Linked DNA regions of Homo sapiens: all the other regions are linked to region 1. Evidence: chromatin contacts called from ENCODE Hi-C or POLR2A ChIA-PET data. All regions are on one chromosome and are shown on one strand. The core of a region is the stretch at or near the end of the contact, and the rest is flanking DNA. Distances in the headings are between cores, read along the strand shown.

Region 1 (3,859 bases), core at 561-3,060:
AGCAAGTTTGGAAACTGGATTCTATAGGGGGTTAATCTACCAAGGTAGATTGAAATTACACTAGTCACAGCCAGTCACCTGCAATAGGAGGGCAAGGAGTAGCCCCACTGAGCCCTTGGTATCCGACCCTGGATGCTGGAGCTAGTGAAGAGCAGCCCTGGGGTGAGCTCCAGGCTGGCTTTGCTGTGCACACTATGCCCAAGCCTACGCTCCTTTGCCTCCTACTTCCAAAATGGAGAGAATGAGAGTTCAGAGGTCAAACACCTACCAGAGCCAGGCAGGTATGTGAATGTTAGACAAATCACCCGAGGTCTGTGATAAACAGCAACAGAGTGATATTTCTCTGTAAATCAATGATGCCTTCTCTGCCTGCTGAGTCCCCCACCCAGGAGAGAAGAAATACCATGTTCCAGTGGAATTGGTTAGGCCTTTGGAAGCTCACGAGGCTGATTTAGCAAATTTACATCTTAGTGCCATCATATATACAAGTGACCTTGGGCAGTTTATGAGGCATTTTGAGCCTTAGCTTCCACATTCTTATAATAACGTCACATGGTGAAAATGAGAAAATACGTAAAAGAACATGGCACTCAATAGATACAGTTGGCCCTCTGCATCCGCAGGCTCCACATCGATGGATTCAACCTACATGGATCAAAAATATTTGGGGGCCAGGCGTGCTGGCTCACGCCTGAAATCCTAACACTAGGAGGCCCAGGCAGGCGGATAACGAGGTCAGGAGTTCGAGACCAGCCTGGCCAGCATGGTGAAACCCCATCTCTACTAAAAATACAAAAAATTAGCCGGGCATGATGGCGTGCACCTGTAATCCCAGCTACTCGGAAGGCTGAGGCAGGAGACTCGCTTGAATCTGGGAAGCAGAGGTTGTAGTGAGCCGAGATCGCGCCACTGCACTCCAGCCTGGGCAACAGAGCGAGACTCTGCCTCAAAATAAATAAATAAATAAATAAATAAAACTTGGGGAAAAAATCGATGGCTGCGTCTGTACTCTTGCTCTTGTCGCCCAGGCTGGAGTGCAGTGGCGCGATCTTGGCTCCCTGCAACATCTGCCTCCTGGGTTCATGCGATTCTCCTGCCTCAGCCTCCCGAGTAGCTGGGATTACAGGCGCACAACACCGCACCTGGCTAATTTTTTACTTTTAGTAGAGACGAGGTTTCACCATGTTGGCCAGGCTGCTCTCAAACTCCTGACCTTAGGTGATCCACCCGGCCAGGCCTCCCACAATGCTGGGATTACAGGTGTGAGCCACCGCGCCGGGCCAGACTTTAAATTTTGTCATTAGCCCGCCGGGCGCGGTGGCTCACGCCTGTAATTCCAGCACTTTGGGAGGCCGAGGAGGGCGGATCACCTGAGGTCAGGAGTTCGAGAGCAGCCTGGCCAACGTGGTGAAACCCCATCTCTACTACTAAAAATAAAAAAATTAGCCGGGTGTGGTGGTGGGAACCTGTAATCCCAGCTACTCGAGAGGCTGAGGCAGGAGAATCACTTGAACCCGGAAGAAGGAGGTTGCAGTGAGCCGAGATCACGCCACTGCACTTCAGCCTGGGCGACAGAGCGAGACTCTGTCTCAACAACAACAAAATTGTCATTATTCCATAAATAATACAGTATGACAATTATTGACATAGCATTTACATTTTATTAGGTATCGTAAATTATCTAGAGTATAATTTAAAGTATCCGGGAGGCCGTGCGTAGTTCATATGCAAATACTGCGCCATGTTACATCAGGGACTTGGGCAACCTCAGATTTGGGTATCCGCATGGAGTGCCCTCTGGCGCTTGACTTCTACCGCGGCCATCGCGCTTCCATCCGCCAGGTGGCGACACAGCCGGCGCGGAGCGCCGATCTGGGCCTGCGCATGCGCGCCACGGACGAGGCAGGCCGGGTGCCTGGGCCTGGGAGCCATAAGCCGGAGAGTCTGGCGGGCTAAGCTCAGCGGCATCCGGGTTCCTTGTGGCCGCCGCAGCAGCTCGAGAACACGAATCCGTTTGGCCAAAACTGAAACAAACACACGGATGCACATATGTCTGTTTACTTCTAGGCCAGGTGCAGAGGGAACGTCTGGAATGACACTCAACGAAAACTGCGGTTACTTGGGAAGATGAGCCTTTTACCTCTCAGCCTTTCCCCTTCTGTAATGTCTTGTTTTAATGTCTTGTTGAAAACCAGAAGAGGCCGGGCGCGGTGGCTCACGCCTGTAATCTTAGCAGTTTGGGAAGCTGAGGTGGGGGTGATCACCTGAGGTCAGGAGTTCGAGACCATCCTGGCTAACACGGTGAAACCCCGTCTCTACCAAAAATACAAAAATTAGCCGGGCGTGGTGGCAGGCGCCTATCATACCAGCTACTCGGGAGGGTGAGGCAGGAAAATCGCTTGAACCCGGGCGGCGGAAGTTGCAGTGAGCAGAGATCGCGCCAATGCACTCCAACCTCAAAACAAAACAAAACAAAAAAGTAAACAAAAAAAACAGAAGAAAGGCAGGGCAGGACCACGAGCTCTGAGGGAGATTAGTCATCCACTTCCTCTCCCTGCCGACTATCCAGAAATTCCATCCTCATTAGCATCCGTATTAGGAGAGGAAACACACCCAGGTTTTACTGGAACGGGAGCTATGTATTCAGCCTTTCTTGTTTAAGCCACACTGCCCCTGACTGTAAGGACCCTGATGCAACCTTCTCTGCATCATGTATGGAAGCAAATCCTACGTGGACTTCTATCTTCTGAGGACTCAGGCGGCTCGTGGGCCATGCCAGCACTTCTAGTGTTCCTCGCTACCCTGCAATTTTAGCATGACCATTTATTTATTTATTTGTTTGTTTGTTTATTTATTTATTTATGACTACAAAGATCCAGAAGACAAACATGACCATTTCTTTCTTTTTTTTTTTTTTTCTGAGATGGAGTCTTGCTCTGTCGCCCAGGCTGGAGTGCAGTGGCACCATCTCAGCTCACTGCAACCTCCACCTCCCGGGTTCAAGTGATTCTCCTGCCTCAGTCTCCTACGTAGCTGGGATTACAGGCATGTGCCACCATGCCCAGCCAATTTTTGTATTCCTAGTAGAGAAGGGGTTTCACCATGTTGGCCAGGCTGATCTCCAACTCTGGACCTCATGATCTGCCTGCCTTGGCCTCCCAAAGTGCTGGGATCAAAGGCGTGAGCCACCGCACCTGGTCCTTTTATTTTTATTTATTTTTATTTTTTTTGAGACTCAGTCTCGCTCTGTCGCCCAGGCTGGAGTGCAGTGGCACAATCTTGGCTCACTGCAAACTCTGTCTCCCGGGTTCAAGCAATTCTCCTGCCTCAGCCTCCCGAGTAGCTGGGTTACAGGCATCACCACGCCCAGCTAATTTTTGTTTTTGTTTTTTGAGACTGAGTCTTGCTCTCTTGCCCAGGCTGGAGTGCAGTGGCATGATCTCGACTCACTGCAACCTCTGCCTCCTGGGTTCAAGTGATTCTCCCGCCTCAGCCTCCCAAGTAGCTGGGATTACAGGTGCCCCCCACCATGCCTAATTTTTGTATTTTTAGTAAAGACGGAGTTTCCCTTTGTTGGCCAGGCTGGTCTCGAACTCCTGACCTCGTGATCCACCCGCCTTGGCCTCCCAAAGTACTGGGATTACAGGCGTGAGCCACCACGCCCGGCTAATTTTTGTATTTTAGTAGAGATTTTGTATTTAGTAGTAGTAGTAGTAATTTTGTATTTAGTAGAGATGGGGTTTCACCATGTTGGCCAGGCTGGTCTCAAACTCCTAACCTCAGGTGATCCACCTGCCTTGGCTTCCCAAAGTGCTGGGTGGGATTACAGGCATTAGCCACCGCGTCTGGTGGAAACATG
Region 2 (3,859 bases), core at 1,013-3,512, 450 kb after region 1:
TGCAGTGAGCCATGATCATGCCACTGCACTCCAGCCTGGGCAACAGATCAAGACTCAGTCTTAAAGACAAAAAAAAAATACTGAGTCTTACACACTTTTGCATCTTTGTGTCTCTATGGGTCTTCACACAGAGCTTGGCACATTGTAGCTGCTCAGTCAGCACTGTTTGTGCTGAATTGAAACAATGAGATATGTACAAAGGGGCTGTCTCTCACTACTGGGGATTTAAAGCCACCCCGAGGCATTTGACAAGCTGTTCTGGCCAAGGTTGAAGAGGTTGTCCTGTCATAAAGCCCCCCTAAGACACGATGTCACACATAGACACCACTCTCTGTGCGAAAGGGGGGGCCTGTGCACTGAACTCCCAGACTTAGCTGGGCCTCAGTGCTCTTCTTGGGTTTGGTCATAGAGCCCAAGAGGAGGTGGATAAGCTGCCTGACACTGATATGGTAAAAGGATTATCTGCAAATTTCTAGCGTCATCAAGACTGGCCTCTTTGGTAAGCAGGCCTAAAAGGCTGCCCTCAATAAACCACCCAAGCAGGTGAAAATTATCTTTTTACCCCAAGCCTACCTTTTCTACATCCTTTTCTACTTGACATGCCCCTTCTACTCCTCTTCTCTCCTTTAGGACTCATTCTCTCTCCTTTCCTCCTCTAAACCTCCTCCCAGAAAAAGACCTGATAACTTCACTTACACCGGGTTATAGATGACTAACAAAGCTTACTATTGAATATGTTGCTAGTAGAAATCTGAATAAGATACAGCAACTTTTCAACTCTGATCATGGCTTTAAGCACTAGGATGAACCACAGCCATGTAATCATTCATTTGGTTACTTAGCTCTTGCTGTGTCCCACGCATAGGGGCAGCTACTGGGGGTTTGACAGTGGACGGACCTAAAGTGGTCCCTCAGTCAGGGGACAGTACAGTACCCTAAGAGCACTGAGGAGGGCCACCCCACGTGAACTCAGGTAGTCAGGGGAGCCCTCCTGAAAGCCATGGAGAAACACATTCTAGGTAGATAACAGCACATGCAAAGGCCTAGAAGTGAGTGTCTGAGGTGGAAGTTCAGAGTCTTTGTCGTCAGCAGGACATGGAGCAACACTTGACACTGAGATTTAGGCAGAGAGAGACAGAGAGACAAAGAGAGATAGAGAGACAGAAACAGATACAGAGACAGAGTTAGAGATACAGAGAGATAGACAGAGACAGAGACAGAGATAGAGACAGAGCTAGAGATACAGAGAGAGACAGAGATACAGAGAGAGAGACAGATAGAGATACACAGAGAGAGGCAGAGACAGAAATAGAGACTGAGAGAGGCAGAGACAGAAATAGAGACTGAGAGAGGCAGAGACAGAAAGAGAGACAGAGATAGAGACTGAGAGATAGAGAGAGAGAGGAGTGGGAGGCAGGAGGAAAACCAGAGCATGAGAGGTCAAGCAGCCAAGAGAAAAGGCGAGGTCGTTAAAGAAAGGGTCAGCTGGGGCCGGGTGCAGTGGCTCATGCCTGTAATCCCAGCACTTTGGAAGACCGAGGCAGGCGGATCACGAGGTCAGGAGATCAGGACCATCCTGGCTAACATGGGGAAACCCCGCCTCTGCTAGTAAATACAAAAAAATTAGCTGGGCCTCGTGGCGGGCCGCCTGTAGTCTCAGCTACTCGGGAGGCTGAAGCAAGAGAATGGTGTGAACCCGGGAGGCGGAGCTTGCAGTGAGCCGAGATCACGCCACTGCACTCCAGCCTGGGCGACAGAGCGAGACTCCGTCTCAAAAAAAAAAAAAAAAAGAAAAAAAGGAAAGAGTCATCTGGGTTTGGTGACTAGGAGCGTACTGGTGACCTCAGTGAGAGGGGTTTCAGAGGCTTATGGAGACAGATGCAGGTTGAAGTGGGTTGTGGAGCGCGGGAGAGGTAGAAAGCAGTAAACACACCCCCCTGCCAACACCGCTCTCAGGAGACTGGTGTGAAGGGTAGGGGTCAGGACGCTAGCTGGAGAAGGAATATGGGTTCAAGGGAGAAGGGCTTTTTTCTTTTTAATAGAAGAGATCAGCAATGTGTTTAGATGCTGATGGAAGGAGCCAGAAAAAAGGAAAAGGAGAATATTGAGGTGAGACGAGATCTCCAAATGCCCAGGTGAGAAGACCAGATGAAATGGGGCACAGGAGTAGGGCTAGCTTTGGAGAGGGAGGGGAGCCTCCTCCCCTCATCCCCTGGAAGAGGAAATGGCCTATGAGAAGCCGGTGAGTGAATGGGTTTGGTGGCAGCAAGTTGAGGAAATGCCCATCTGATGGTGCCTATGCTCTCTGCTGAAAGTGAGGAAGACGGGGTGGAGTTAGAGGTTAAAGAGAGAATCTAAGGGCCGGGCACTGTGAGGAGGGCAAGGCAGGATTGGTGGAGCCCAGGAGTTCAAGACCAGCCTGGGCAACATAGACCCTGTCTCTACAAAAAAATTAAAAATTAGCTGGGTGTGGTGAGGTGTGCCTGTGGTCCCAGCTACTCAGGAAGCTGAGGTAGAAGGATCACTTGAGTGCAGGATGTTAAGGCTGCAGTGAGCTGGGATCACGCCACTGCACTCCAGCCTGAGTGACACAGCAAGACTCTGTCTTTAAAAAAAAAAAAAAGTGGCTGGCCTCGGTGGCTCACGCCTATAATCCCAGCACTTTGGGAGGCCGAAGCGGGTGGATCACCTGAGGTCAGGAGTTTGAGACCAGCCTGGCCAACATAGTGAAACCCCGTCTCTACTAAAAATACCTTAAACCCAGGAGGTGGATGTTGCAGTGAGCCGAGATCGTGCCAGTACACTCCAGCCTGGGCGACAGAGACTCCGTCTCAGAAAAAAAAAAATCCTCCATAGTCACCTGTAGTCAGCCCTTCCTCCTACTCCCACACCCTGGCAATCAGTGAACAGTTTCCTGTTCCTGTGGTTTTGACTTTGCAAGATTGTCATATAAATGGAAACGTATGGTAGCCTTTTCAGTCTGGTTTATTTTACTTAGCACAAAGCATTTGAGATTCATCTAGTCACGTGTATCCGTAGTTTGTTCCTTTTATTGAGTGGTGGTCCGTTGTATGGATGTTCCAGAACATTTGGACTATTTCTAGTTTGGGGCATAAAATGACTATTAATAAATATTCACGTACAAGTTTTGTGTGTACATAGATTTTCCTTATACTTGAGTAAAGAGCAAGCAGTGGAATTTTTGGGTCATATGGTAAGTGTAAGTGTAAGTTTAATTTTGTAAGAAACTCAAACTTTTTCAAAGCGGCTGTCTCACCAGCAATAACCGAGAGGTTCCAGTTGTTCTACATCCTCTCCAGCATTTGTTATCTTTGAAAGCCATTCTAAAAGGCATATTTCAATTTTTATTAGATCGGTATTGAAGATTTACATTATTAAACTATGTAAACAGGCCAGGCGTGATAGTTTACACCTATAATCTCTGCACTTTGGGAGGCGAAGGCAGGAGGATCACTTGAGCTCAGAAGTTCCAGGCCAGCCTGGTCAACATAGTGAGACTCTGTACAAAAAATAAATAAATAAATCAGAAAAAAATTAGCTAGGTCAGGCACAGTGGCTCATGACTGTAATCCCAACTACTTGAGAGGTCAACATGGGAGGATCGCTTGAGTCCAGGACTTCGAGACCAGCCTGGACAACATTGGGAGACACTGTCTATTTAAAAAAAAAAATTAGCTGAGTGTGGTGGTGCCCTGTGATCCCAGCTACTAAGGAGGCTGAGGTAAGAGAGTCACTTACTTGAGCACAGGTTGTGGAGGCTGCAATGAAACGTGATCACTGCACTCCAGTCTGGGCAACAGAGCAAGACTCTTTCTCAAAACAAAAAATGTAGACAGTA
Region 3 (3,859 bases), core at 846-3,345, 430 kb before region 1:
CTGGGGACTTTGGAACCTGGCCCACCACCCACCAAGGTCTCACCCCTCCTGCCCCATGGCCAACCTTATCTGCTCCACACTGTCTTCCTTTGATGGGGGTTCTCCTGGCACTGGGCCTGGAGGCTGGTGTCCGCTTGGCCTTTCTGGCAGCCCAGCCCGGGCAGTCTTCAAAGACAGCAGCTGCAGCCTTCACCCTCTGGCCACGGGCATTGGGAGGGGTGGCGCAGGTGGCCCCCACCCGCAGGTTCAGCCCAGTAAGCCACCTGAAGAGAAAAGAGAGCTGGGGAGCTAGCTGTGCTGATTCTGCTCCAGTGGCCTGGAGCAGGTGGGCACTGGGTGTGGGGCAGGGTTGGTGCAGAAGGCAGCACAAGGCCACAGGCAGCATGCATTCATTCGCTCAACAAGCATTTGCCAGCTTTCCTGAGGAGGTCAAGGAGGCCACCAGGAATTTGGGAGCGGTGGAGCCTATAGGTGACAGCAGGCTCTGCTGAGAATCTTGGCGGCTCACCAATTATGTGACCTACAAGCCACTTCAAGCCTCTGATCCCTTCTTTGTAAAAAGGGGATAATAATAGTAATAATAAACAGTTAGAGGGCTTACAACGTAGCAGACACTGTTCAAATCAACTTATCTATGCTAATTTCATTCTTACAACAACCATCATGAGGTTAGATACTACATCCCCCCTTTTTACAGATGGGCAGGAAAGGTTACGCGGCTTGCAGAGTTAGTTGGTAAAATACCAGAGCCAGGACTGGAGCCCAGGTCTGCAGGACTCCAGGCTTCTTGTGACTTTTTATTTTTTTTTGAGATGGAGTCTCACTCTGTCGCCCAGGCTGGAGTGAAGTGGCGCGATCTCAGCTCACAGCAACCTCTGCCTCCCAGGTTCAAGCAATTCTCCTGCCTCAGCCTCCCAAGTAGCTGGGATTACAGGCACCCACTACCACGCCCAGCTAATTTTTGTATTTTTAGTAGAGGCAGAGTTTCACCATGCTGGCCAGGCTACTCTCAAACTCCTGACCTCAGGTGATCAGCCTGCATTGGCCTCCCAAAGTGCTGGGATTATAGGCGCGAGCCACCATCCCCGACCTCTTGTGACTTTCTCATGTAATTATGTAAAGTGGTCTCGCCTACCTATTAGGTCCCAGCCCGCTAGGCAGAGCAGATACCATGCCCACTTTATGGATGATGAAATCAAGGCTCAGAGAAGTCCACCCTCAACATCCCCAGGAAGGGTAACTAACCCTGGAAAGGGCTTATACATGCCTGGCTCTCACAGGACCCGCCCCTCCCCACAAGCTGCTCGGATGGGCATGGACATGGTGTGCCTGGGGAGATGACAGGGGCTTGACTGAGAGTGGCTGGGTGGTCTTTGGCTGGAGGTCTAGGTGGGGGTGCCCACCTGTGCAGCGGAAGCAGCTGGCAGTCACAGTGGAAGGGATTGCTGCTGAGGTCGATGAGCTCCAGCTGGCTGAGACTGGGCAGGGCAGGCAGGGCCCGAAGCTGGTTCTTCTGCAGGTGCAGGCTCTGGAGCCCGGGCCCCAGGCCTGAAAAGGCCCCAGGACAAATCTGCAAGGAGTTGCCAGGCCCCAATGTGAGCTCCTGGCAGAGCTGTCCCACCCCCAAGTCTGGAAGGGAGCCCCATCTTCCCTCAGCAGAAGAGAAGCTGGAGAGCCCAAGCTGGTCCAGCCAGGAAGTGCAGCGCTGGGTCAAAACCCAGGCTGGTCTGATGTCAAAACACTTGCTCCGTCCAAGTCACCCAGATGCCCAGTTCATGGTCCACCCCACCACCCAATAATGGCAAAACCTCTTGGGGGCTCTCAATATGTACAAACAGTAGATGACTGCATGGTCCCAAATTCCTCCCTCCTCTATGCTCCAGCAATACCGTCCTGTGCAGGCACCGTGTGTGGCCTGGGTTCTGCCCGGACTGTCACTCACACCGGTAGGGGCAGTCCTGGTTTATCTCAGGGTCCCCGTGCCCAGGCTGAGACCTGGCACCAAGGGGCTGGCAAATGCTTGTTGAGTGAATGCACGCTGCCTGTGGCCTTGTGCCGCCTCCTGCACCAACCCCGCCAGATGCCCAGTGCCCACCTGCTCCAGGCCACTGCTGTTCAGGAAGAGGTGCTGCAGCGACCTGCCCACAGGCTGGAAGGCTCCGTCACGCAAGGCCCTGAGTGGGTTGCCCGAGAGCTGCAGCTCCAGGAGGGCAGGCAGCCCCTCCAAGGCCCCAGTGGGCACCTCTCGCAGCTGATTCCTGTCCAGGTGCAGCTTCTCCAGCTCCCGAGCTGGGCCCAGCGCCCCAAGGGACACTTCGGTGATGCGGTTTCCACTCAGGTAGACCCAGCGCAAGGCCCGTGTTCTCCCCAGGTCCCCAGGTGCCAGGCGGTCCACAGCGTTGTCCTGCAGGTGCAGGGAGAAGAGGCTGGGCAGGGCGCGCAGGGCAGCCCCTGGCACCTGCAGGAAACGGTTGCGTTCTAGGTACAGGTAGCCGAGGCGGGGAGCCCCTTCAAGGGCAGCAGCGCTGAGGCCTGCGAGCTGGTTGTCGGAGAGGTACAGGTAGATCAGGCGGCCCAGCCCGGCCAGGGCGCCCGCTTCCAGCTCCGCGATGCCGCAGTGCTGCAGGTGCAGCGACACCAGGTGGCCCAGGCCGGGGAAGGCCGCTCGGGGCACCGAGGGGAAGTGGTTCCGCCTCAGGTCCAGGAGCTGGGTGTCGCTGGGGAAGCCGCGGGGCACCGCCTGCAGGCCGCAGCCCTCGCAGCTGCTGTGCCGGGACTCGGGGACGCACACGCAGGCGCGAGGGCAAGGCGCGACTGCCCGCTCCTCCCCGGGGCCGCGCGGAGGGCCGCGCGGAGGGGCGCGGGGCCCGGCCACAGCCCGCTCTTCCAGCTCTTCCTCTTCCTGCGCCGCGTCCCCAGGGCAGCGCAGGTCCCAGGGCCGCAGGGCGTCCAGAGCCTCGCCCCGCAGGCGCCGCGGCCCCTGGCACGCGCCGTCCGAGCGCACGCGCGCCCGCGCCAGCCACTCGAGTAGGGGCCGCGCCTGGCAGCCGCACCACAGCGGATTCCCCTGCAGCCGCAGCCGGCGCAGCTGGCCCGGGCCCTGCAGCGGGGGCAGGGTGTCTAGCTGGTTCCCGCGGAGGTCGAGGGTGTGCAGGCGCGGACAGTGTGCGAAGGCCCTGGGACCCAGGGCCTGCAGGGCCCCGCCGTCCAGCAGCAGCTCCCGCAGGCCGGGCAGCGCCAGCCCGTCCTCCTCGCCCGCGTAGGTGAGCGGGTTGTGGCCCAGCTCCAGACGGGCCAGGCCGCGGGCCTGGGACAAGACAGGCCCGGGCAGAGCCTGGAGCTCGTTGTGGTGTAGGCTGAGCCGTCTCAGGGCGGGCAGGCCAGCCAGGGCCTCGGGGGCCAGCACGCTGAGCGCGTTGTGCGACAGCCGCAGCCAGCGGACGCGCAGTAGCCCCTGGAAGGCCATGGCGGGCAGGTAAACCAGGGCGTTGTGGGCCAGGTTTAGCGTGGCCAGCGCACCCAGTGCCCCGAACGTCCCCGGCCGCAGCTCCTCCAGTGCGTTCCCCTCCAGCTCCAGCCGCCGCAACGAGCCCAGCCCGTCCAGCGCCTCCTGGGGCAGCTCACGCAGGTGGTTGGAGGCCAGGTTGAGCAGGAGCAGGCGGCCCAGGCCACGGAAGGCGCCCTCGGCCACCAGCTCCACCTCGCAGTGGCGCAGGTCCAGGTGTGTGAGGTGAGGCACGCCCTGGAAGGCGGCTGCGGGGATCACCTTCAGCAAATTGCCCTGCAGGTCCAGCCGCTGGGTCAGCTGGGGACAGCGAGGAGAAAGTGGGGCTGAGCCAGGCAGGGACCCCGCCTTTGC
Region 4 (3,859 bases), core at 609-3,108, 420 kb after region 1:
TTTGAGTAACTGGCCAGCTACAGATCACTGATCTTCCCCATAGGGATGCATACTCCTTGACCCCTTCTTTTCTCTCCTCTTCCCTTGCTTTCTAGGCTCCTGTAGCCCTCTGCCTTCTTTTCCTCCTCTCAAGACCCTTCTGACTTTGGGACTTTCTTCCCAAAACAGAATTTGAGGGAAGGTCTTGGGAGGGGTCGGTTTAGAAAGAGCTGGATCCTCAGAGTCAGGATACCTGGGTTCTGTCTTCTACTTGGCCACTGATTTACCCTTCACAAGCCACCCTTTTTGAATGTGGTCCTCCTTCCCCCAGCACCTTCCTCCTGCAACCAGAGAGGGTTCTGGGTACTCCTAGAAGTATTCTGCCAGGCAAACATTATGTTTTCAAACTGCTGAATTTGAATGCACCACCCCGAAACACACACACACACACACACACACACACTGCTACAGTCACTCCCCACACACATCTTTTATCTGCCTGCCCCTGAAGGCATCTGAATTTGCAGTCCCTGAACCAGCAGATCACTCAAGTTTCTCCTTCTCTAGTATCGCGTGGGTTTAAGTTCTGGTCAGTAGCAATTTTTCCAAAAGTCAGCTTGAAGACAGGGACTCTGTGGAGCAGACACAGTTCTCATATGTCAAAGAACCGGGTTCTGCTTGGAAGCTGCTGCTAAGGAAAGCCCTATAAATAACAAAAATAACAACAAAAACAACGGCAGCAGCTAATATTTAATGAGTTAAATATGCATCAAGTCCTGTTCTAAGCACTCTAGATATTTTAACTTAATACAGTAACCTTCTGAAGAAGGAATTATTATTCCCATTTTAAAGATGAAGAAACTGAGGAATAGATGAAATAACTGGCCCAAGGTCACACAGCTAGTTGAGGGCAGCGCCTGAAGAAAAGTCCGTGCTCCTAACCACCACATTCTACCGCCTTTTCACACACACAAGCAGGGACTCGACAGCCCTGAGGAGTGGCACCGTGCTCCAGCTCACTCAAAAACACCTCTTTCTCGCACTTTGGGAGGCCGAGACGGGCGGATCACGAGGTCAGGAGATCGAGACCATTCTGGCTAACACGGTGAAATCCCGTCTCTACTAAAAATACAAAAAAAAATGGCCGGCGTGGTGGCGGGCGCCTGTAATCCCAGCTATTCGGGAGGCTGAGGCTGAGGCAGGAGAATGACGTGAATCCGGGAGGCGGAGCTTGCAGTGAGCCGAGATCGCACCACTGCACTCCAGCCTGAGCGACACAGCGAGACTCTGTCACAAACAAAAAAATCCAACGGGCATCTATAATTACACTCTGCAACTCTAGACTTTGGGTTCTGGGTACAACAGTGGCTCGGCCTGGGCCCTGGGCACATCACTTCACCTCTCGGTGCCTCCGCTGCCTCACCCACAAAGTGAGTGTGTCACTGACAGTCATCGTCCTCCCGCCAATTGCGAAGGACAAAAGAGACCAAAGCTCCGATAGCACGTACGAATGCTAGGCACGGCCGGTCTGACCACCGCGCCGCCGCCAGGTCCGGCCCATGGTAGGCTCGGGTGACCCTCTTCCCCTGAAGCACCCGCAGTCGCCTCTGCCCAAGTTGGTGACCTCAGCTGGGCCCATGAGAAACCCCGGCCGGGCCGGCTACGACCTTGAGCGGCGGCCTCCGGGTCCCCACGTAAGCCGCTACCTCTCACCAGTGTTCGGCACCTCCCGATACCAGGCGCGGTAGAGCTCGCGCACCCTCCGCTTGGCCTCGTTCATGTCCCGACTGAAAATGGGCTTCACGAAGGTGCTGGCGGTAGAAGTAGCTTGGCGGACGCCGCTCCCCGCCATCTTGCCAAAGCATCCACTCCACAACCCCACCCCTTTGCAAGCAGCGCGTGCGGACCGCGGGCGAATGTCTTTTCCCATTGGCTAAGGAGGAACGCCCCGCCTGTATGCTGGGTGGGCGGGAGGATGACTCTGAGGCTCTCGGATTGGCTGGGAAGCCTCTCTCTGGCTGAGCGAACGGTGGGTGCTGCGCATGCTCATCTACAGAAACGCCGCTTGGCCTTTGGACTACACCATCTGTCGCTCGCTCTAACGAGCCGGCGTTGCCGCCAGGGGACGCTCGGGCCGCAGGAGGTCGCTGGGTCGTGAGCTGGCGCCGGGGACGCCGAGCGACTGCGGGGTTTCCCTCAGCGTCCTGCTATCCGGCTGCCCGCCGCGCTCCTTGGTAGTGTCCGTGGGCGCGCAGGCCTTGAAGAACCTCCTCGTGGCGGGACCCCGAGGTAACTGCTGAGGCAGATAATGGCGCCTGGGCTGCGGTGGGGCTTGTCCTGCCGCCTGGCGGCTTTCTGCAGGGCCAGGATATACTTACTTTTCTGTAAACCAACTCTTCCTTAGCGCAGGAGAGGTGTCAAAGAGCTGGCGCGTCTCCAGAGCCCCGGGAGGAAGGCTGTAACGGCAGCCCCATCGTAGACAGGGACATTCGCATCCCGAGCCCTGGATCTCTGAAAACCAGCCCAGAATTTGGAAGCTGGAAGGAACTTTAGATCGTCCATTCTGAGTGTCTCTCTTCGCTGGCGTTTTCCCACTGAGGTTATGTAAACATGAAGAGGAGCCTACAAGTGTCAAGGAAAAAACGACAGCTAACCACAGGGCAGGCCATGGGCAAGATATCTCAGTGTTCTCCGCTCTCATAGGTCAGGTAGGTACCTCAGCATCCCCATTTTACAGGTGAGGAAACTGAGATGGCCCAGAGTCTAGGTCACCTGACAGATCGCCCCCACCTGCCTGACTGCTGCCTAAGAGGCTCCGTCTTTTTCTGAAGGTGTAGTTGACAGGAGCCTGTGAGTATTGGGGAAGGGCCAGGGGCCGGGGCTGAGCATCTACTCCAAACTTTCCCATTTCGAAGGGTTAAAAAACCAGATATACTTTTTTTCTTCCTTATTATCTTCTAAAATGTATATATATATTCAAGTGAGCTATACAAAAGAAAGCACGTAACATATATAAATTATAAAGCATAATAATAAAATGGAAGCTTTTGAACCTCAGTACTGACTTAAGAAGTTGTAACACAGTTAAGGTTTGTATAAAGTGTCCTTAGATGTCCTTAGTAGCCACTGTTCTCTAGTTCTCTAGGTACATTAACTTGGCTAGGCTTCACAACACACCAGTGAGATTGTGTTGATATACCCTTTTTTTTTTTTTTTTTTGAGACAGAGTGAGACTCACCTAGGCTGGACTGCAATGGTGCAATCTCGGCTCACTGCAACCTCCGCCTCTCATGTTCAAGCCATTCTCCTGCCTCAGCTTTCCGAATCGCTGGGATTACAGGTGCGCACCACCATGCATGGCTAATGCTTGTATTTTAGTAGAGACGGGGTTTTGCTATGTTGGCCAGGCTGGTCTCAAACTCCTGACTTCAGGTGATCCACCCACCTCAGCCTCCCAAAGTGCTGGGATTACAGGTGTGAGCCACTGCCCCCGGCTGATATACTCATTTTATAGATGAGAAAACTGAGGCACAAAGAGACTAAGTTACTTTACAGCATTGGGGTTGAAGCCCAGGCAGCTGGTGCCAGAGTCAGTTTTCTGACTCTCGCAGCACCTATACCATGATATCTACCTGTATGATTCTAACCTTGTGTATACCCCTGCCTCCTTCAGAAGTACCCACTATCATGATAAATTCATTGTGTTCAACATTCAAAAAAAAAATGGGGCGCAGTGGCTCACTCCTGTAATCCCAACACTTTGGGAGGCCAAGGCAGGTGTATCACCTGATGTCAGGAGTTCGAGACCAGCCTGGCCAACATGGTGAAACCCCCGTCTCTACTAAAAATACAAAAATTAGCCGGCATGGTGGTGGGCACC
Region 5 (3,859 bases), core at 882-3,381, 330 kb after region 1:
AGCCCAGAGGTTATACATTTCAACAGAACAGGGATCCTTGGCTACTGTAGAAGCAGTCCTGTATGGAGACCTTGGACCAGCAGGGGAAGATCTATGGGCATGGGAGGTGGGCGTTGGAAAGGCTGAGTAGGAATGGTGCCTGGCACCCCTGAACCATGATCTGAGCCTCCCTGGAGAAGGTATTTTATATGTCTGCTGCCAGCTGCTGGTCTCCACACCCTCAACCGTTCTCAACCCCCCTGCAGGGAGAAGGCCTCCTGGGCACTGTCCTTCCACCTGTGCCAGCCACCCCCTGCCCCACTGCTGAATGAAGGCCATTTCAAGCGCTGCTTCTCACTCCATTCCTCTCAGCTGTTATTGCTGCAGGGCCAAGCCCTTTTTAGTGCTGTGCTCGTCCAGCTCACCACCACAGCCCCTCTCAGCCCTCAGTAGGTGGGAGGGGCCAGCTGCCTCTTTAGGCCAGTTGCATCCTCCATTTATCCAAACCACTCCTCTCCTCCCAGTGGAGTGGGGTTCTGCCAGTACAGCCCTACTGCATCATCTGCGTCAGCCGGTCCTAGCCCATCTGCAGGGTGAAAGAACTCATCAAGAGCTCCTTCTGCCCTTGTAAGCCCATCCCAGCTACTTGTAACCATCTCTAAGGGCAATGGCATTGCTCCCTACCCATTCATCTGCATGAGCTACTCTTGGCTTCCTTAAAGGGTCAAGAAAGCAATTTTTCTGCTTACTAGATTCATTGAGATCAGCTGTGTGAGCCCCAAAGTGGGACAAGGGTGTCTCCTTCATTACTTAAAGATATTCATGAGGGTGGGTCACTACAGATGTTGGGGAGCAAGGGCTAGGATCACTTTTTAAAAAATCACCACTTGTGGCTGTCCCAGAGTGCGGTTGTACATCCTCCCCACCTCATAACGCAGCCACTGAGGAAGAGTGGTTTTCCTAAGAAGACATTGCTGGAGTTGACTTTCTTCTGTCCAAACAAACAAACAAAAACTAAACACACACACAAACCCCCAGAAACCCACAATATGTACACGCTAAGGAAAAACTAGCACCCTTCTGTCCACTCAGCAATAAGAGGGATCTCTTCCCACCTACCCTACCTACTCCTACCCCCAACCCCCTTCCCCATTAATGTGAGTAATGAATTAGCCTGACCACAGGTGGTCACTGTAGGCTAATGGAAAATACCCAAGGGAGGGCAAAGCCCCCCATCAGATGCATGAATGTTTGCGAATGTTGACTGCCACTGCCCCACACACTGTGTCTTTATAGAATTCCCCTTTGCCCACCCTCTTCCTGTCTCCACCTGGACACAACTTGCTCAAAGGCTGGTGACTTGTGGGCCATTCATCTACAACCAAGTCCTGATGGAGCAAGAGGCCCACGCCTAGGGGATGCAAGAACAACCCGTTTCTTAAATGTTACCAGTCCCAGCCAATCTTACGGTGACATTACAGTTAAATTTCCCAATTGAAAACAAGCAAACAGACACTCAAACTGGTCCTGTAATTGTTGCTAGACTTTATGTGTTGTACAACTAAACATTGCTGTTTGAACAGTAACTGCCTGGCCTGTCTTATTTGTGCTCCTTGACCAAATCAGCCATTATGTCATCTCACCCATGTGTGGAGGGTGAGACTCTCTTGGTAAGAAATAGCCACAGATATTAGAGATGAAAACACTTTGTGAGGTCAGTTCATCTTCAGTTGGCGTCAGGTCGGGCCTCAGTCATTATTTTCTAGTGTTTCATAACCAAAGTGAGTAATGGATGGGAGGTTGAGGTGGGAAGATGGCTTGAGCATGGGAGGTTGGAGGTGCAGTGAGCTGAGATCATTCCTGACAGGACCAACCCAAGTCCATACCTAAAGGCAGGGGGCTAAGGGGGCAGGTGAGGTCGGGAGGCCACTCACCTATCACTCACCCCTTCGCGCTCGAGCCAATTCTCAGGGCCCGCCTCTTTCTCCCCTTTCTCGGCGGGGGCCTCTACCCTGACTCCGCCCCGCTCCCCGGGCACTGCCCCACCACGTGACCCGGTCTCGCTCCTCCTCCTCCTCCTCCTTACGTCATAATCTCCGCCCTCCCCTTCAGAACCGCGCCCCACAGCTCGGCGCAGGTCCCGCCCCTTTCCATCTACGGGGCGGCAGGAGGCCCGAAGCAAGATGGCGGTGAATCAGAGCCACACCGAGAACCGCCGCGGAGCCCTCATCCCTAACGGTGAAAGGTGCCTGAGGGGAAGCACGGCGTGCTGTCGGAGGAGAGGAGACGAATGAGATAGACATGGCGGCTCGCAAACTCTCAGCGAGTCAGGGACTTTGCCGCCTTTTTTGGGCGCGGCGCTCTTAGCTCCGCCCCCGACCTTTGGGAGCGCGCGCCCCTCACTGGTGTTCCGGCATGTGGAGGTGGCGGAGGCCGGAACGCGTGGCCTCGCGCGTTTGAGGGGTGGGGGTGGGAATGCGCCTTTTCAAGGCGCGGGGCCCAGACGCATGTCTCCTCAGGGCGGGGCGGGGAGGGGGTGCGAGACGCGTGTGTCCTTCGAAGAGAGGCCGGAGCTGACCGGCGGTTGTGAGCAGCCGGGGGCCTTCGGTGGCAGCGTGGCTGCCCTTGGGTGCCTGCGACTTTGTTGGATGAGGACAGGTACTGGGTGTGTATCTCCTCCTACTTCCACGAACAAGGTGTCGCTCTTTGGTAAGAGGGATGAGGAGGTCGAGTGTGGATCATTCTGGAAAGATCTCAAACTGTTGTGGGGCTTCTCCTTGGACCTGGAAACTTTCTAAAGCCATGTTTCCTCCTTGCTCCAACCAGGGAGATGTCTGCTTTTAAAAACAAAATTGAAAAAATTGAGGCCAGGTGCAGTGGCTCATGCCTCTTATCCCAACAGTTTGGGAAGCTGAGGTGGCCCAGGAGTTTGAGACAAGACTGGGCAACATAGTGAGACCCCATCTCTACAAAAAGTAGAAAATTAGTGGGCCATGGTGGTGTGCACCCATAATCCCAGCTGCTTGGGAGGCGATGGTAAGAGGATTGCTTGAACCCAGGAGTTTGGGCTGCAGTGAGCTCAGATTGTACCACTGCACTCCAGCCTGGGTAACAGAGCCAGATCCTGTCTTAAAATAAAAGATGGGACTGAACAGATGCCTGGGCACAACAAAGCACTGTTGGTCGCAGGAAGCTGTGGGGCTTACACCAGTTGCTTTGCTCCTTGCGGTGCCTGCTGCTGGCCCCTGAGCTCTCTACTGGAGCAGACTCAGCCAGAGGGGTGCCCATCTCCACCTTCAAGCACACTTGTTCACTAAGGCCTGACTCCACTGCGCTCACCTCTTTACCCCACACGCCCCCTTTCCCGTTTCCTACACTCAAACTCAGTCTCCCCCGCTGTGCAGTTCTAAATTGCGCTCCTTTCTGGGCTCTGACTTGCCCTCAATTTCCTTTTCTCCCAACCAGCATTGAAACTCAAGCTGGATGATGTGCTTGGGGCCAGCACACTCAGGTCAGTTTGAATGTAGTTGTCAGGAAGATCGAAGTAGACGTTACCAAATGCTGATATCCAGGTCTTTCTTCTATCTTTCCTTCCTCCAGAAAGTTTTCTTGACAGATTTATATGGGCCTTAGAGGTTGTATGTTCTCACCTGCTTCCTACGTACCTCTGCTGCTTTGTTCCATTTTGTGGTAGATGATTGCTCACCACTCTGACAGTGGTGTCCCCGTGAGCACTTACTGAGAGCCATTTGAGCACTTGTCATTCCATGGTGTGAAGCCTTTCTTTTCTTTTCTTTTTTCTTTTCTTAAGATATTTTTATTTCTCCAAATTTGTTATTTATTAGGAGTGACTGAAATAAAAAACATAATTGAGTCCCAT
Region 6 (3,859 bases), core at 700-3,199, 260 kb before region 1:
TGAGCCAAGGTTGCGCCACTGCACTCCAGCCTGGGCGATAGAGCGACACTTGTCTCAAAAACAAAACAAAACAAAACAAAACAAAAAAAACCGAGAGGACTAAAGAGTTGGATCCTCTTGGTGGGACTCTTGAGGGTTTTCCTTTTCTCCTGTTCTTTGGCTATAAAACATTTATAATTTTTTTTGGGGGGGGGGACAGAGTCTTGCTCTGTCACCAGGCTTGAGTGCAGTGGTGGGATCTCGGCTTACTGCACCTCCGCCTCCCGGGTTCAAGCGATTCTCCACCTCAGCCTCCCAAGTAGCTGGGACTAGAGGCGCATGCTGCTACACCCGGCCAATTTTTTGTATTTTTAGTAGAGACAGGGTTTCACCATGTTGGCCAGGCTGGTCTCGAACTCCTGAGCTCAGGCAATCTGCCCGCCTCGGCCTCCCGAACTCAGGCAATCCGCCTACCTCCGGCCTCCCAAAGTGTTGGGATTACTGGCATGAGCTACCACGCCCAGCCTGCAAATATTTCTTTTATATATATATTTTTATTTTTATTTATTTATTTTTGAGACTATCGCTCAGTCACCCAGGCTGGAGTGCAGTGGTGTGATCTCGGCTCACTGCAAGCTCCACCTCCCGGGTTCACGCCATTCTCCTGCCTCAGCCTCCCCCAAGTAGCTGGGACTACAGGTGCCTGCCACCAAGCCCAGTTAACTTTTTTTTTTTTTGATTTTTTAGTAGAGACGGGGTTTCACCGTATCATCCAGGATGATCTCAATCTCCTGACCTTGTGATCGTCCCACCTCGGCCTCCCAAAGTGCTGGGATTACAGGCGTGAGCCAGCGTGCCCAGCCTGGCCAGGCTGGTCTTGAACTCCTGACCTCAAGTGATCCACCCACCTTGGCCTCCCAAAGTGCTGGGATTACAGGTGTGAGCCACCGCGCCTGGCCCCCTCTGTATTTTCTACTCTGCATGCAAATGCGCTCTCTCAAAGCGGAGATCTGTGCAGCCACGGCAAGCACAGGGGCATGGGCTTGAAACATGTCAAAGCTGTGAAATCTCTGTATGTATGGCAGAGCACTGGCTTTGGACTCCGACGGTCCTAGGATCAAACCCTGCCTCCATCACCAATTTGGGGTATGATCGTGGGCAAGTCACTTCCCTTCTCTGGGCTTCCAGTTTCTCACCTGTAGAATGGAACACCAGCGGCCGGGCGGTGGCTTACGCCTGTAATCCCAGCACTTTGGGAGGCCGAGGCAGGTGGATCATGAAGTCAGGAGTTCGAGACCAGCCTGACCAACATGGAGAAACCCTGTCTACTAAAAATACAAAATTAGCCAGGCATGGTGGCACATGCCTGTAATCCCAGCTACTCAGGAGGCTGAGGCAGGAGAATCACTTGAACCCAGGAGGCAGAGGTTGCGGTGAGCCGAGATAGTGCCATTGCACTCCAGCTTGGGCAACAAGGCGAAACTCCATCTCAAAAAAAAAAAAACAAAAGCAAAAACGAACACCAGCTTCATAAGACAGTTGTCCCACGAAGACACCTGGAGCAGGGCAAACACCACTCAGCAGCTGCCATTATGGTGACAGAGAGGAAGGTACGGACCTACATGGAGACCATCACCTCCAGTCCCAGCAGCTGCTGCCCATCGCGGGTTGTCTACCAGCTGGTGTGGGATGCAGCCAGGGTCAGACCAGCTGTGTGGTCTTGGACAACTTATCCATTTCCCTGAGCTGTTTCTCTCTCTGTCCAACAAGGATGCGCTACACAGGTCACATGTGCGTGCCTGACAGCACATCTCGACCCTTCTCCTTCCCCTCCACCCCAGCTCCTTCAAGGACAAATTCCGAAGCTGGACACATGCCCCCTTCCTTTACTGCACCCTATTACCAGACAGCCCTTCACACACTGCCCCGTGGCTGTGCCAGGCTGGCCCAGCTGGCAGCTCCTGACGTCAGCAGCTAATCCGGGAAAGCTGCCAGCCAGAGATAGGGGTGAGCAGCAAAGGAAATCAGAAACAGGTTTTAAGATGGGTGCCCCAACCCCCCAGCCAGCCCTCAGGGAGCTTTCATCAGCCTCTCACTTAAGCAAATCCTCGCAACCATGCGTCCTGATGCCCGGTCCCCTCAGGATTAAGTAAGTGCTGAGCAGGAGGCTTTTATTTTAAGCTGCAGCTCTGTCATCAGGAGCTAGGCACACAGCAAGCCACTGCCTAGCTGTCCCATAGGTTTCTCCAAACAGAGTAGTGGGCGTCCACTCAGGTCTGGATTTCAGGCTGACTCCAGGAAGTCCAGACTACAGGGAGGTAGAGGGGACGGGGCAAAGGTCAAGGATCAGAGGTAGAGGGGACAGGACAAGGGCCTCAGTGTGTTGCCTCCAGCTGGCCCTCCCTCTTAAGGCACAAGGCCCGGTGCACCATTCCTCACTGTTCTTATGTCTTCCCAGCGTACAGCACGCAGGACGGTGCTATGGTTTGAATGTCTCCCCAGAATATATGGGTTGGAAACTTAATCCCTAATGCAATAGTGTTGGGAGGTGGGTCTTAATGGAAGGTGTTTACATCGTAAGGCCTCCACCCTCACGAATGGATATAAAAGAGCTTGAGGTGGCTGGGTGCGGTGGCTCATGCCTGTCATCCCAGCACTTTGGGAGGCTAAGGCGGGCAGATCACCTGAGGTTGGGAGTTCAAGACCAGCCTGACCAACATGGAGAAAGCCCGTCTCTACTAAAAAGACAAAAATTAGCTGAGCGTGGTGGCGCACGCCTGTAATCCCAGCTGCTTGGGAGGCTGAGGCAGGAGAATTGCTTAAACCCGAGAGGCAGAGGTTGTGGTGAGCCGAGATCGGGCCATTGCACTTCAGCCTGGCCAAGAAGAGCGAAACTCCATCTTAAAAACAAAGAGCTTGAAGCTGCACGTTGGAGCTCTTGCTCCCTCTCACCATGGGATGCCTTCTGCCACGTTATGACACAGCAAGAGGGCCCTCACCAGATGCAGCCCTCGATCTTGGGCTTCCCGGCTTCCCGAGCTGTCAGAAATAAATCTCTATTCATACCAGCACAAAATGGGGCTGGATGCAGTGGCTCATGCCTGTAATCCCAGCACTTTGGGAGGCCAAGGCAGGCAGATCATCTGAGTTAAGGAGTTCGAGACCAGCCTTGCCAACATGGTGAAACCCTGTCTCTACAAAAATACAAAAATTAGCTGGGCATGGTGGCGGGCACCTGTAATCCCAGCTACACAGGAGGCTGAGGCTGAAGAATTGCTTGATCCCAGGAGGCGGAAGTTGCAGTGAGCCAAGATCATGCCATTGCACTCCAGCCTGGGTGACGAGCGAAACTCTGTCTCAAAAAAAAAAAAAATTTCCTGTAGAGACAGGGTCTTAACTGTATTGCCCAGGCTGGCCTCAAACTCTTGGCCTCAAGTGATCCTTTCACCTTGGCCTCCCAAAGTGCTGAGATTACAGATGTGAACCACCGAGCCTTGCCTTTCTTCCTCTCCATCCTTGGCACCCAAGTCTAGTTCTTTAACCCATTTGCTCCTCCTGGGTCTTCCCAACTCCTTCCTGTTTCAGAGCCATTGCACTTGCTGTTCCTTCTGCCTGGAGTGCGTGCCCCCACATCTCCTCAGCCTCGCTCTGTTCTCAGTGCCTGGCCTGCCCATGCGCAGCAGCAGTAGCTGCTCCCCAAATATCTGCTGACCTGGCTGTGGGGAGGATAACACCAGAGCTGGGTGTGACAGCGGTGTTGTATCACCACCAGGTGGAGCTGTAGACACGTCCTGGGCGGTGACCTCGGGTCCAGCCTCCAGATCTGTCCTCTCAGCAAAGCCTCCAGGGCCCTCCGTGCCAGGCAGTGCTGTGGGCACCA

Evidence for each region. Hi-C counts contacts between places; a loop is a spot of excess contacts on that map. ChIA-PET counts read pairs that join two places held with the same protein, here RNA polymerase II (POLR2A). Pooled maps may share reads with other maps.
Region 2: a pooled map shows a loop between it and region 1 (2.4-fold over the local background). The contact joins two enhancer-like sites. A Hi-C loop is called at or near these places in 1 of 50 pooled maps. POLR2A ChIA-PET finds 5 or more read pairs at or near these places in 3 of 52 experiments (B cell, activated CD4-positive, alpha-beta T cell and activated naive CD4-positive, alpha-beta T cell).
Region 3: a pooled map shows a loop between it and region 1 (23-fold over the local background). The contact joins two enhancer-like sites. A Hi-C loop is called at or near these places in 2 of 50 pooled maps. POLR2A ChIA-PET finds 5 or more read pairs at or near these places in 2 of 52 experiments (AG04450 and K562).
Region 4: a map of B cell shows a loop between it and region 1 (10-fold over the local background). The contact joins the promoter of NDUFA6 here to the enhancer-like site in region 1. A Hi-C loop is called at or near these places in 1 of 168 maps with a recorded cell type or tissue (B cell) and 6 of 50 pooled maps. POLR2A ChIA-PET finds 5 or more read pairs at or near these places in 2 of 52 experiments (activated CD4-positive, alpha-beta memory T cell and activated naive CD4-positive, alpha-beta T cell).
Region 5: a pooled map shows a loop between it and region 1 (6-fold over the local background). The contact joins the promoter of WBP2NL here to the enhancer-like site in region 1. A Hi-C loop is called at or near these places in 5 of 50 pooled maps. POLR2A ChIA-PET finds 5 or more read pairs at or near these places in 2 of 52 experiments (GM10248 and HEK293).
Region 6: a loop to region 1 is called in a pooled map, with 5 times the contacts of the local background. The contact joins two enhancer-like sites. A Hi-C loop is called at or near these places in 6 of 50 pooled maps. POLR2A ChIA-PET finds 5 or more read pairs at or near these places in 12 of 52 experiments (AG04449, CD4-positive, alpha-beta memory T cell, CD8-positive, alpha-beta memory T cell and 9 more).

The regions. Positions count from the first base shown.
Region 1 is chr22:41,664,986-41,668,844 of GRCh38, forward strand. No RefSeq gene overlaps it. Among named protein-coding and RNA genes, the nearest start is that of SNU13, 22 kb to the right of the region's middle. Within about 2 kb of position 1,811, at least 39 of the 41 ENCODE cell types and tissues checked have a DNase peak (open chromatin) inside an H3K27ac peak, as active enhancers do; they include B cell, where a contact is called at or near this core.
Region 2 is chr22:42,117,994-42,121,852 of GRCh38, forward strand. All of the region lies in intron 3 of NDUFA6-DT (NDUFA6 divergent transcript), which reads left to right. Among named protein-coding and RNA genes, the nearest start is that of CYP2D6, 11 kb to the right of the region's middle. Within about 2 kb of position 2,263, at least 6 of the 41 ENCODE cell types and tissues checked have a DNase peak (open chromatin) inside an H3K27ac peak, as active enhancers do.
Region 3 is chr22:41,235,081-41,238,939 of GRCh38, forward strand. CHADL (chondroadherin like) reads right to left here. Exons shown (of 6, transcript NM_138481.2): 3 at 2,096-3,805; 4 at 1,404-1,570; 5 at 65-263. Among named protein-coding and RNA genes, the nearest start is that of CHADL, 3.9 kb to the right of the region's middle. RefSeq lists enhancers at 1,650-2,238, 2,239-2,827, 2,828-3,416, 3,417-3,859 and silencers at 2,602-2,701, 2,762-3,141. Within about 2 kb of position 2,096, at least 16 of the 41 ENCODE cell types and tissues checked have a DNase peak (open chromatin) inside an H3K27ac peak, as active enhancers do.
Region 4 is chr22:42,088,914-42,092,772 of GRCh38, forward strand. NDUFA6 (NADH:ubiquinone oxidoreductase subunit A6) reads right to left here and starts at 1,859. Exons shown (of 3, transcript NM_002490.6): 1 at 1,693-1,859. The coding sequence starts at 1,831. It overlaps NDUFA6-DT (NDUFA6 divergent transcript), which reads left to right and starts at 2,020. Exons shown (of 5, transcript NR_034118.2): 1 at 2,020-2,268; 2 at 2,384-2,687; 3 at 3,206-3,319.
Region 5 is chr22:41,996,657-42,000,515 of GRCh38, forward strand. WBP2NL (WBP2 N-terminal like) reads left to right here and starts at 2,132. Exons shown (of 6, transcript NM_152613.3): 1 at 2,132-2,224. The coding sequence starts at 2,163. It overlaps SEPTIN3 (septin 3), which reads left to right. Exons shown (of 12, transcript NM_001363845.2): 12 at 246-1,565. The coding sequence ends at 311. It also overlaps the pseudogene SLC25A5P1. RefSeq lists enhancers at 1,682-2,198, 2,199-2,713 and a silencer at 2,025-2,084.
Region 6 is chr22:41,400,227-41,404,085 of GRCh38, forward strand. No RefSeq gene overlaps it. Among named protein-coding and RNA genes, the nearest start is that of TEF, 20 kb to the left of the region's middle. RefSeq lists an enhancer at 2,242-2,386 and a cis regulatory region at 2,308-2,321. Within about 2 kb of position 1,950, at least 26 of the 41 ENCODE cell types and tissues checked have a DNase peak (open chromatin) inside an H3K27ac peak, as active enhancers do.